2 separate regions of the Homo sapiens genome follow, and region 1 is linked to region 2. A link is a contact called in ENCODE Hi-C or POLR2A ChIA-PET data. All regions are on one chromosome and are shown on one strand. Each heading gives the region's core, a stretch centred on a gene start or an enhancer-like site at or near the end of the contact. The rest is flanking DNA. Distances are from core to core; before and after follow the strand shown.

Region 1 (4,331 bases), core at 736-3,235, 89 kb before region 2:
CTGGCAGGGGTCCTCACTGGAGTGGCTTCTAGCCTGTCACCGGCACTGGCACCAGTGAAGTGCGTGTGTGATGAGGATGTAGCCTGGCCATCTGCTATGCAGCCTTGAACCCAGCCCACATGTTTTTATGGCAATAATGGGAATTTTGTAGTAGATGTCAGCTGGACTTTTGGTAGGTGAGTTTTTTTTGTTTTTTTGTTTTTGTTTTTGTTTTCTTTTTTTGTAGAGACAGGGTCTTTACACAGGCTGGAGTGCAGTGGCACAATCATGGCTCACTGTAGCCTCCATCTCCTGGGCTCAAGTGATCCTCCTGCCTCAGTCTTCCAAGTAGCACAGGCATGCACCACCACACCTGGCTAGTTTTTTCATTTGTAGACAGGGTCTCACTATGTTGTCAGGGCTGTTCTTGAACTCCTGGCCTCAAGTGATCCTCCTGCCTCAGCCTCCCAAAGTTGTGACTTGCCCTGTTCAGGTTTACAAGCCCACTATAATTCAGGTGTGAGTTGCCTCCTTCACCACTCAACCCGTGGCCCCCAGTTAAGGGGGCTTCTTTGGGCAGGAAATAGAGGCGCCATGTCTCCAGCAACCTTGAGTACAGGGCTGACTGCAAGGAGGAGGGGCCTGAGTTGACCTGAACTTTGAAGAATCCACGCACGTGCTTGTCTGGGATCAACATAGCTCTTTGGGGCTCTCTGTTTTAGCCCAGGGATCAGAAGTTTTTTTTCTAAAAACCAAATCCTTTCCTAGTGACTCACCGCCCAAGTATGAAACACAGGAAAGACTTTTGTCCTTTTAACTTGAGGACGAGTCGTCTCTACTACAACATAAACACCAGACACGAAGAATGAGAAACTTACTGTGCTCAGGGTGTGTGCTATGATGACTAAGGCAAACTGAGATTCTCCTCCTACGCTGGACACTCTGATGCGTGGTCACTTTCCGCAGACCATCTTCATACAGAAGACCGTGATGTTTATTTCCACAATAAGAATTTGATCTCACTATTAGATATTGTAACAACAACACCAACAACAACAACAGAAAAACCTACACAGTGCCTTAACACCTTTGTTCTCTTGGTGGCCCCAGCGCTGCGAGTCCAGAGGTCATTATCCGATTCTTGAGGGCTGATGACCTACTTCTGATTTCCATATCTAGCTGGCCTTGGACAGACAGGCCTGATCGAATTCTGCAGCCATTTGATTCCCTGCGGACCTGTGCCCAGACCCTGGGCGGATCTGAAGACTTCCTCAGAACACATAAGACCGGGGAGATTTGTGCCATACCGGGCTGTTTTCTCTGAGCTTTGCTTTAATCAGGAATGTAGACTATTTTTTGGTTTTGGTAGATGGCGTGCAGGGGCAGGGCATCCAGTCATTCCTGTAAGGCATTATTACAGGGCTAATTGGGAAATAGTGATTCTTTTTCAATAACTATTTTGGAATCACCCCCCTTTCTCCCCCGCCAAGTCTCTGTTCCCCTTGGGATTGTCAGGCTCACGTTGAAAGACCCCCAGAGGGAAGGATGTTGGCATATATCATAGATATCTGGAAAGAATGTTTCAACCACACCTGGCTGCCGTGTGTGAGGACAAATTTAATTTATTTTAAAAATCTGGCCACAGGCGGCTTTTTCTGTTTGTTTCTTTAGGGGGGAAAAAAATTGAAAAGCAGCAGCAAGCTATGGTTCACATTTGTTTTCTTCCAGATTGGACCAGCCAGGAGAAGAGAGATTATCTCTAAAGGATATGAAAGGTTTAATCATTTTAATTTTGTTTTTATTAAAGTATATCATAACTTTTTTTTTTTTCAACATGCCTGGGTAGAACAGGAGAGAAGAGGAGGTAATATAAATATACAGAAACCCTCAAGCATTTGGTTAATAAAACTTTCCAACGGGCGATGCCTCGTGGGGAGGAAGTGGTTGGATGGCTGGGGATGGTGGGCCGACTGGGGAAGGCGGTGACTGCGCTGAATCGTAGCCAGCATCTTGCAAGCTTCCTGTCCAGTTCCAGCAGACACTTGTGGGAGCTCAGAGCTTTCATGAAACTGAATGAGAAGAAGCTCTGACTGTGGGCTTATTCCATCATGTTTCTCAAGCGAGACTGGATCCCTGAGCCATCTGTGGCTGAAGAAGTCTGAATTTACAGAGAACAGTAAAATTTGCTTCTATAAGATTCTTCCACCCCTACCATCTCAATGAAATATTTGAACCCGGTTATTTTGAAAACTTGCTTTAGGCCAAAACCTCTGAAGTTGCATGCATGCACGTGTGTTTTATGAAGCGGCGAAGTTGGGATAAAAATAGCCTTAGTTTTTGGATAGAAAAACTATCCTATAAATTATGGTGAAACTGAGTAACCAGGATGCTAGATTAACAGGATTTTAGGCTCGTTTTCCCTTTAGGACAGAAAAATAAGCTCATTTCAACATTAATTCAATTGTCAAAAATCACCGGGGCATGGGCTGGAGTTATCATCACAGGTGTTCACTGTGGCCTCCCCTCTCTTCCAGGGCTGTAAAACTCTGCAAAGGCGTGACTGTTTGGAATTCCAGCCCTGGGACCGGGCAGGTTGTTGCATCACCTGATAATGATGAAATTATCTTTACCATTATGTTCTTACAAAGGCTTGAAATTTGACTTGCACATTTTAGACATCGCTTTAAGCAGCAGGATTAAAGCATTGTCATCTCGTTACACCTGACTTAACGTGGCAGTTCAGTTAACCCTATACCAGTCTTTAAGTTTTTGGCTGCATTAGCGTTTACAGTACTTTCCACAGCATTTTTATGGGCGGAATGGTTTGTTCATCAAGGAGAAGCAGCTCTTCTAGTGAAAGCTGCAACTCCAGTTCCCTGAATGAAGTAGAAACTGCACTGAGGCTTCAACTTAGCCGTGTGAGCAATGATCTGGCCTCTAGCAGGCTGTGTAGATAGTCACATGTTTTATGAAATTTCCCTCAGGGATTCCCGGGGCATCTGGGCTGTGCCTCCTGGCACAGAGGGCTTCCAAGAGGAGCTGTGTTGGATCTGCAGCCTCCCTGCAGGGCTGGGCTCACAACCAAGCCAGGTCTCCCCGCTGGGAAAGGGATCCAGAGCCCAGTTTCTGCCCCCAGTCTGCAGGTATCTGCCGTATTCAGTGAGCTGTGTTCCAGGTGGAAGAGCGGCCAGGCCACCTTACTGGCCTGTAAGTTTGGAATTCCCTATGGGAGTTCCCTATGGGAATTCTCTATGGGAGTTCCCTGAGCCAGTAAGGGGCAGTTTTCTTGGTTAATCTCAGCTAGAGTTGTATGAGCACTAAAACGGAACAAACACTGGCCCATATCATTCTCTGTGAGCTTCTTGATGGGAGCACAGCATCAACAGGTTAGGCAGCCCCCTTTCAGAGGAAGAGAGACCTGACACCTCTCCTGTCCAGGACTTCTGTCCCAGGTTGGACTGGATGACCCCAGCAGTTGTGGTGTGTAGGTCTTGGTCCTTGTTTTTGAAGCTGTATCACAGGCTATGAAGACAGCAGAAGGTGGGGGAAAAAAAGGTTATTCTTTTGTTTCACACCACTCAGCTATAGATCACAGAAACACTCCAAAGTGGCTTTAATGAGTTAGGAGGGCATGGTGTGGTGGCTTACGCCGGCAATGCCAGCACTTTGGGAGGCCGTGGCAGGAGGATACTGGGAGCCCAGAAGTTTGAGTCTACCCTGGGCAACACAGCGAGACCCTGTCTCAAAAAAAAAAAGAGGTTTCATTTTTCCTTATATAAGCAGCCTTGGGAGGAGGGCAGTCAGGTGCAGAAGTGAAGGTTCCACTGAGTCAGCAGACATCCACTTTCCTTCTATGTTTCCATGTAGCCATTCTCACCAAGCGCTTGTTGCCTCCTCATGGTCTAAAGATGGCTCCTCCAGGCCAGGCGCGGTGGCTCACGCCTACAATCTCAGCACTTTGGGAGGCCGAGGCGGGCAGATCACGAGGTCAGGAGATCGCATCCTGACTAACACCGTGAAACCCCGTCTCCACTAAAAATACAAAAAATTAGCCTGGTGTGGTGGCGGGTGCCTGTAGTCCCAGCCACTCGGGAGGCTGAGGCAGGAGAATGGCGTGAACCCGGGAGGCGGAGTTTGCAGCGAGCCGAGATTGTGCCACTGCACTCCAGGCTGAGCGACAGAGTGAGACTGTCTCAAAAAAAAAAAAAAAAAAAAAAAAAAAATCAAAAAATCCTCCATCTGAGCTCCAGGCACAAGAAAGTGAGGCTGGTGAGAGTGCATGCGTCACGAAAGACCACCTGTTTAAAAGTTTCCTCCAAAGCCCCGCCCACTTGCTTTATCTTACATCTCAT
Region 2 (4,794 bases), core at 997-3,496:
TCAACCATCTACAGTCCCACTGGCCCTCCTGTGTATCATTCAAACAGGGGCAGGAAAAGAAGATGGTCGTTTCTCCCGCAGATTCCAGATTCCTATTCCTAGGCGGTTATACTGTTGAGTAGACTTGTTGAAGCAGGTCAGCTGGGCCAAGGCATGGAAGCAATTTTCCCTGAATGGATTGTTCTTATTTCTTCCCAGGCCCTTCCTCCACACTTTCCTATTCATCATCTTCTCTCTACCCTCCGAAAGCATCCAGTCAGCTGCAGCAACAGAGGTCAGAGAGGAGGAACACCTGTAGAGCCTGTTTTGTTTTTGTTCATGTGGCCGTGCTAGCTTTCTTGCCTTCGTTCTCTCTTCTCCTGTTGCCGCTCTCCTCCAGATAACTTCTCTGGGGACCTCGTGGCCATACTATTTTTGTGATGAAGGCCTTTGGTGCAAATGGGCCCCAGCTAGAAACAGCTAGCTTTGGGGCCTCTAGACTAATTGCAGTTGGGCAGAGTGAATGGTAGCTGGGAGTACTTGGCAAAGAAAATGTGAACTAGCGGGTGTGGCACATTGGGCAGGAAGGTGTTGGAAGTTGTTTGGCTGGAAGGGGAAGTATGGGAGCTAGCCAGGACTGAATCTTCATTAGAATACAAGGTTGTCCAGCCCTGAGCCTGGTGGGATACTTCTGGAAGTTGTTTGGCTGAAAGGGGAAGTATGGGAGCTGACCTAGGACTGAGTCCTCATTAGAATACAAGGTTGTCCAGCTCTGAGCCTGGTGGGATACTTCTGGAAGTTGTTTGGCTGAAAGGGGAAGTATGGGAGCTGACCTAGGACTGAGTCCTCATTAGAATACAAGGTTGTCCAGCCCTGAGCCTGGTGGGATACTTCTGTTGGAAATGTTCGTTTTGAGAGGATCCTTCAAGCCTTGACATCTCAAACTGTGTGCCAGTGACACCGGTAAAACGTCTTGAGCTTCAGCCCTACCCCTGCCCAGACTGACCGGTGATTTCTGTCTCCATTCCTTTCAGCTTTAACGTCTCCTAAGCCGAACTTGATGGGTCTGCCCAGCACAACTGTTCCTTCCCCTGGCCTCCCCACTTCTGGATTACCAAATAAACCGTCCTCAGCGTCGCTGAGCTCCCCAACCCCAGCACAAGCCACGATGGCGATGGGCCCTCAGCAACCCCCCCAGCAGCAGCAGCAGCAGCAGCAACCACAGGTGCAGCAGCCTCCCCCGCCGCCAGCAGCCCAGCCGCCACCCACACCACAGCTCCCACTGCAACAGCAGCAGCAACGCAAGGACAAAGACAGTGAGAAAGTAAAGGAGAAGGAAAAGGCACACAAAGGGAAAGGGGAACCCCTGCCTGTCCCCAAGAAGGAGAAAGGAGAGGCCCCCACGGCAACTGCAGCCACGATCTCAGCCCCGCTGCCCACCATGGAGTATGCGGTAGACCCTGCACAGCTGCAGGCCCTGCAGGCCGCGTTGACTTCGGACCCCACAGCATTGCTCACAAGCCAGTTCCTTCCTTACTTTGTACCAGGCTTTTCTCCTTATTATGCTCCCCAGATCCCTGGCGCCCTGCAGAGCGGGTACCTGCAGCCTATGTATGGCATGGAAGGCCTGTTCCCCTACAGCCCTGCACTGTCGCAGGCCCTGATGGGGCTGTCCCCAGGCTCCCTACTGCAGCAGTACCAGCAATACCAGCAGAGTCTGCAGGAGGCAATTCAGCAGCAGCAGCAGCGGCAACTACAGCAGCAGCAGCAGCAAAAAGTGCAGCAGCAGCAGCCCAAAGCAAGCCAAACCCCAGTCCCCCCCGGGGCTCCTTCCCCAGACAAAGACCCTGCCAAAGAATCCCCCAAACCAGAAGAACAGAAAAACACCCCCCGTGAGGTGTCCCCCCTCCTGCCGAAACTCCCTGAAGAGCCAGAAGCAGAAAGCAAAAGTGCGGACTCCCTCTACGACCCCTTCATTGTTCCAAAGGTGCAGTACAAGTTGGTCTGCCGCAAGTGCCAGGCGGGCTTCAGCGACGAGGAGGCAGCGAGGAGCCACCTGAAGTCCCTCTGCTTCTTCGGCCAGTCTGTGGTGAACCTGCAAGAGATGGTGCTTCACGTCCCCACCGGCGGCGGCGGCGGTGGCAGTGGCGGCGGCGGCGGCGGTGGCGGCGGCGGCGGCGGCGGCGGCTCGTACCACTGCCTGGCGTGCGAGAGCGCGCTCTGTGGGGAGGAAGCTCTGAGTCAACATCTCGAGTCGGCCTTGCACAAACACAGAACAATCACGAGAGCAGCAAGAAACGCCAAAGAGCACCCTAGTTTATTACCTCACTCTGCCTGCTTCCCCGATCCTAGCACCGCATCTACCTCGCAGTCTGCCGCTCACTCAAACGACAGCCCCCCTCCCCCGTCGGCCGCCGCCCCCTCCTCCGCTTCCCCCCACGCCTCCAGGAAGTCTTGGCCGCAAGTGGTCTCCCGGGCTTCGGCAGCGAAGCCCCCTTCTTTTCCTCCTCTCTCCTCATCTTCAACGGTTACCTCAAGTTCATGCAGCACCTCAGGGGTTCAGCCCTCGATGCCAACAGACGACTATTCGGAGGAGTCTGACACGGATCTCAGCCAAAAGTCCGACGGACCGGCGAGCCCGGTGGAGGGTCCCAAAGACCCCAGCTGCCCCAAGGACAGTGGTCTGACCAGTGTAGGAACGGACACCTTCAGATTGTAAGCTTTGAAGATGAACAATACAAACAAATGAATTTAAATACAAAAATTAATAACAAACCAATTTCAAAAATAGACTAACTGCAATTCCAAAGCTTCTAACCAAAAAACAAAAAAAAAAAAAAAAAGAAAAAAAAGAAAAAGCGTGGGTTGTTTTCCCATATACCTATCTATGCCGGTGATTTTACATTCTTGTCTTTTTCTTTTCTTTTAATATTAAAAAAAAAAAAAAAGCCCTAACCCTGTTACATTGTGTCCTTTTGAAGGTACTATTGGTCTGGGAAACAGAAGTCCGCAGGGCCTCCCTAATGTCTTTGGAGCTTAAACCCCTTGTATATTTGCCCCTTTTCAATAAACGCCCCACGCTGATAGCACAGAGGAGCCCGGCATGCACTGTATGGGAAAGCAGTCCACCTTGTTACAGTTTTAAATTTCTTGCTATCTTAGCATTCAGATACCAATGGCTTGCTAAAAGAAAAAAAGAAATGTAATGTCTTTTTATTCTCAGGTCAATCGCTCACACTTTGTTTTCAGAATCATTGTTTTATATATTATTGTTTTTTCAGTTTTTTTTTTTTTTTTTGTTCCAGAAAAGATTTTTTGTTTTGTTAACTTAAAAATGGGCAGAAAGTATTCAAGAAAAACAATGTGAACTGCTTTAGCTTTCTGGGGATTTTTAAGGATAGCTTTTCTGCTGAAGCCAATTTCAAGGGGAAAAGTTAAGCACTCCCACTTTCAAAAAAAAAAAAAAATAATAACCCACACACACAAAGAGTGTTGAGGACTTGTAGCTTAAAAAAAATAAGTTTTAAAAACTGACTTTCTGTATTTATGATAGATATGACCATTTTTGGTGTTGAGTAGATTGTTGCATTGGAAATGAACTGAAGCAGTATGGTAGATTTAAAAGGAAAAAAAAAAAAAAACCTTTTGTGTACATTTAGCTTTTTGTATGGTCCAGCTGACAGCTCCTCATTTGATGTTGTCTTGTTCATTCCTAGCAGATGATAGATTGCAATCCGTTGATTCGCCTAAGCTTTTCTCCCCTTGTCCCTTAATTCCACTTTCTCTTTCTTGTCCCTTAATTCCACTTTCTCTTTCCTTCTCCCACCTCCCGTCCTATAATCTCCCACTTAAGGTAGCTGCCTTCATTTCTTAGAGGGAGCTGCAGAATTATTTTATAAAACTAAAGAAAGAATTTCAAGGGATTCTAGGGGTCATTAGGATCCTCACAGATTATTTTTGGTTGGGGAGTTGAAACTTTTTAAAGGCATATAATTCTAGTTACCTGTGTCTGTTAGCTTTGTGCATTTATTTTTTATTTATCCTTCTTTTGGCTTTTTTTTCTTTGTACCCCTTCTTTTCCTCCTTGTTTGGTAGGAGCTTCAAATATTCTTTTTTTTTCTATACTAAAGGATTTGTTTCCATTTGTGTAATTGGCTGTGTACTTTTCTTTTCTAAAAAAAGTTTTTGGTTAGGGATTTGGTTTTTGGTTTTGTGTTTGTTTTTTCTTTCCTCTCTCAGAAAAAAAAATTTCATGCTTTAAATAAAATCCAAAGACACACCCTTTCACTGCTGATGCAGAAAAAAGGGAAAGGGTTCTTGTTACTTGAGAATTTGTTTCTGATTTAAACAAACAAGACTTAGTTTAATAAAAGAAAGAGAAAAACAAAAGATTCCCAGGTTGTTATGTGCTTCTTCTGCAAGCAGAGAGGCAAATGTTAATGACAATTCCATATACCAAAAGACACATTTTTTACTTCAAAGTTTTGTCCTTGTGTTAGGCAGTCTGAGCAGCGAGTGATCCAGAGCGCAGCCAACAAAGCAGCAGATAGCAGTGTACAGAAAGCAAAAAAGGAACTGTATGTGAGGCACTTGTTTCTGTTAATATCCATATTCCTGTTAACACACACCCTTTCTCATGTAAAAAGAAAAATAAATAAATGGTCTGAACTTTGAAAACTTTGTGCTGCTAAAACATAGATTTTGGAGACAAATAAATAGATGCTTTGCTGTTTCACTTTCATAGCTAAACATCAACAGAAACCATCTCCCCTTGCCCCCAAAGTGTGAAATCCTTCTTCCCTTCGTTTTCTTCCT

The links. A loop is a pair of places that touch in the nucleus more often than their neighbours do. ChIA-PET counts read pairs that join two places held with the same protein, here RNA polymerase II (POLR2A). Pooled maps may share reads with other maps.
Region 1: a pooled map shows a loop between it and region 2 (2.5-fold over the local background). The contact joins two enhancer-like sites. A Hi-C loop is called at or near these places in 1 of 168 maps with a recorded cell type or tissue (endothelial cell of hepatic sinusoid) and 3 of 50 pooled maps. POLR2A ChIA-PET finds 5 or more read pairs at or near these places in 2 of 52 experiments (Panc1 and activated T-cell).

Annotation. Positions count from the first base shown.
Region 1 is chr16:72,874,070-72,878,400 of GRCh38, reverse strand. The region is part of intron 4 of ZFHX3 (zinc finger homeobox 3); the gene reads left to right. It overlaps LOC124903715 (a long non-coding RNA gene), which reads right to left. Exons shown (of 2, transcript XR_007065111.1): 2 at 1,761-3,501. Among named protein-coding and RNA genes, the nearest start is that of ZFHX3, 170 kb to the left of the region's middle. RefSeq lists enhancers at 1-143, 158-1,357. Within about 2 kb of position 1,985, at least 20 of the 41 ENCODE cell types and tissues checked have a DNase peak (open chromatin) inside an H3K27ac peak, as active enhancers do.
Region 2 is chr16:72,785,068-72,789,861 of GRCh38, reverse strand. ZFHX3 (zinc finger homeobox 3) reads left to right here. Exons shown (of 10, transcript NM_006885.4): 10 at 1,014-4,794. The coding sequence ends at 2,698. The region is part of intron 3 of ZFHX3-AS1 (ZFHX3 antisense RNA 1); the gene reads right to left. Among named protein-coding and RNA genes, the nearest start is that of ZFHX3-AS1, 120 kb to the right of the region's middle. RefSeq lists an enhancer at 729-1,344. Within about 2 kb of position 2,246, at least 22 of the 41 ENCODE cell types and tissues checked have a DNase peak (open chromatin) inside an H3K27ac peak, as active enhancers do.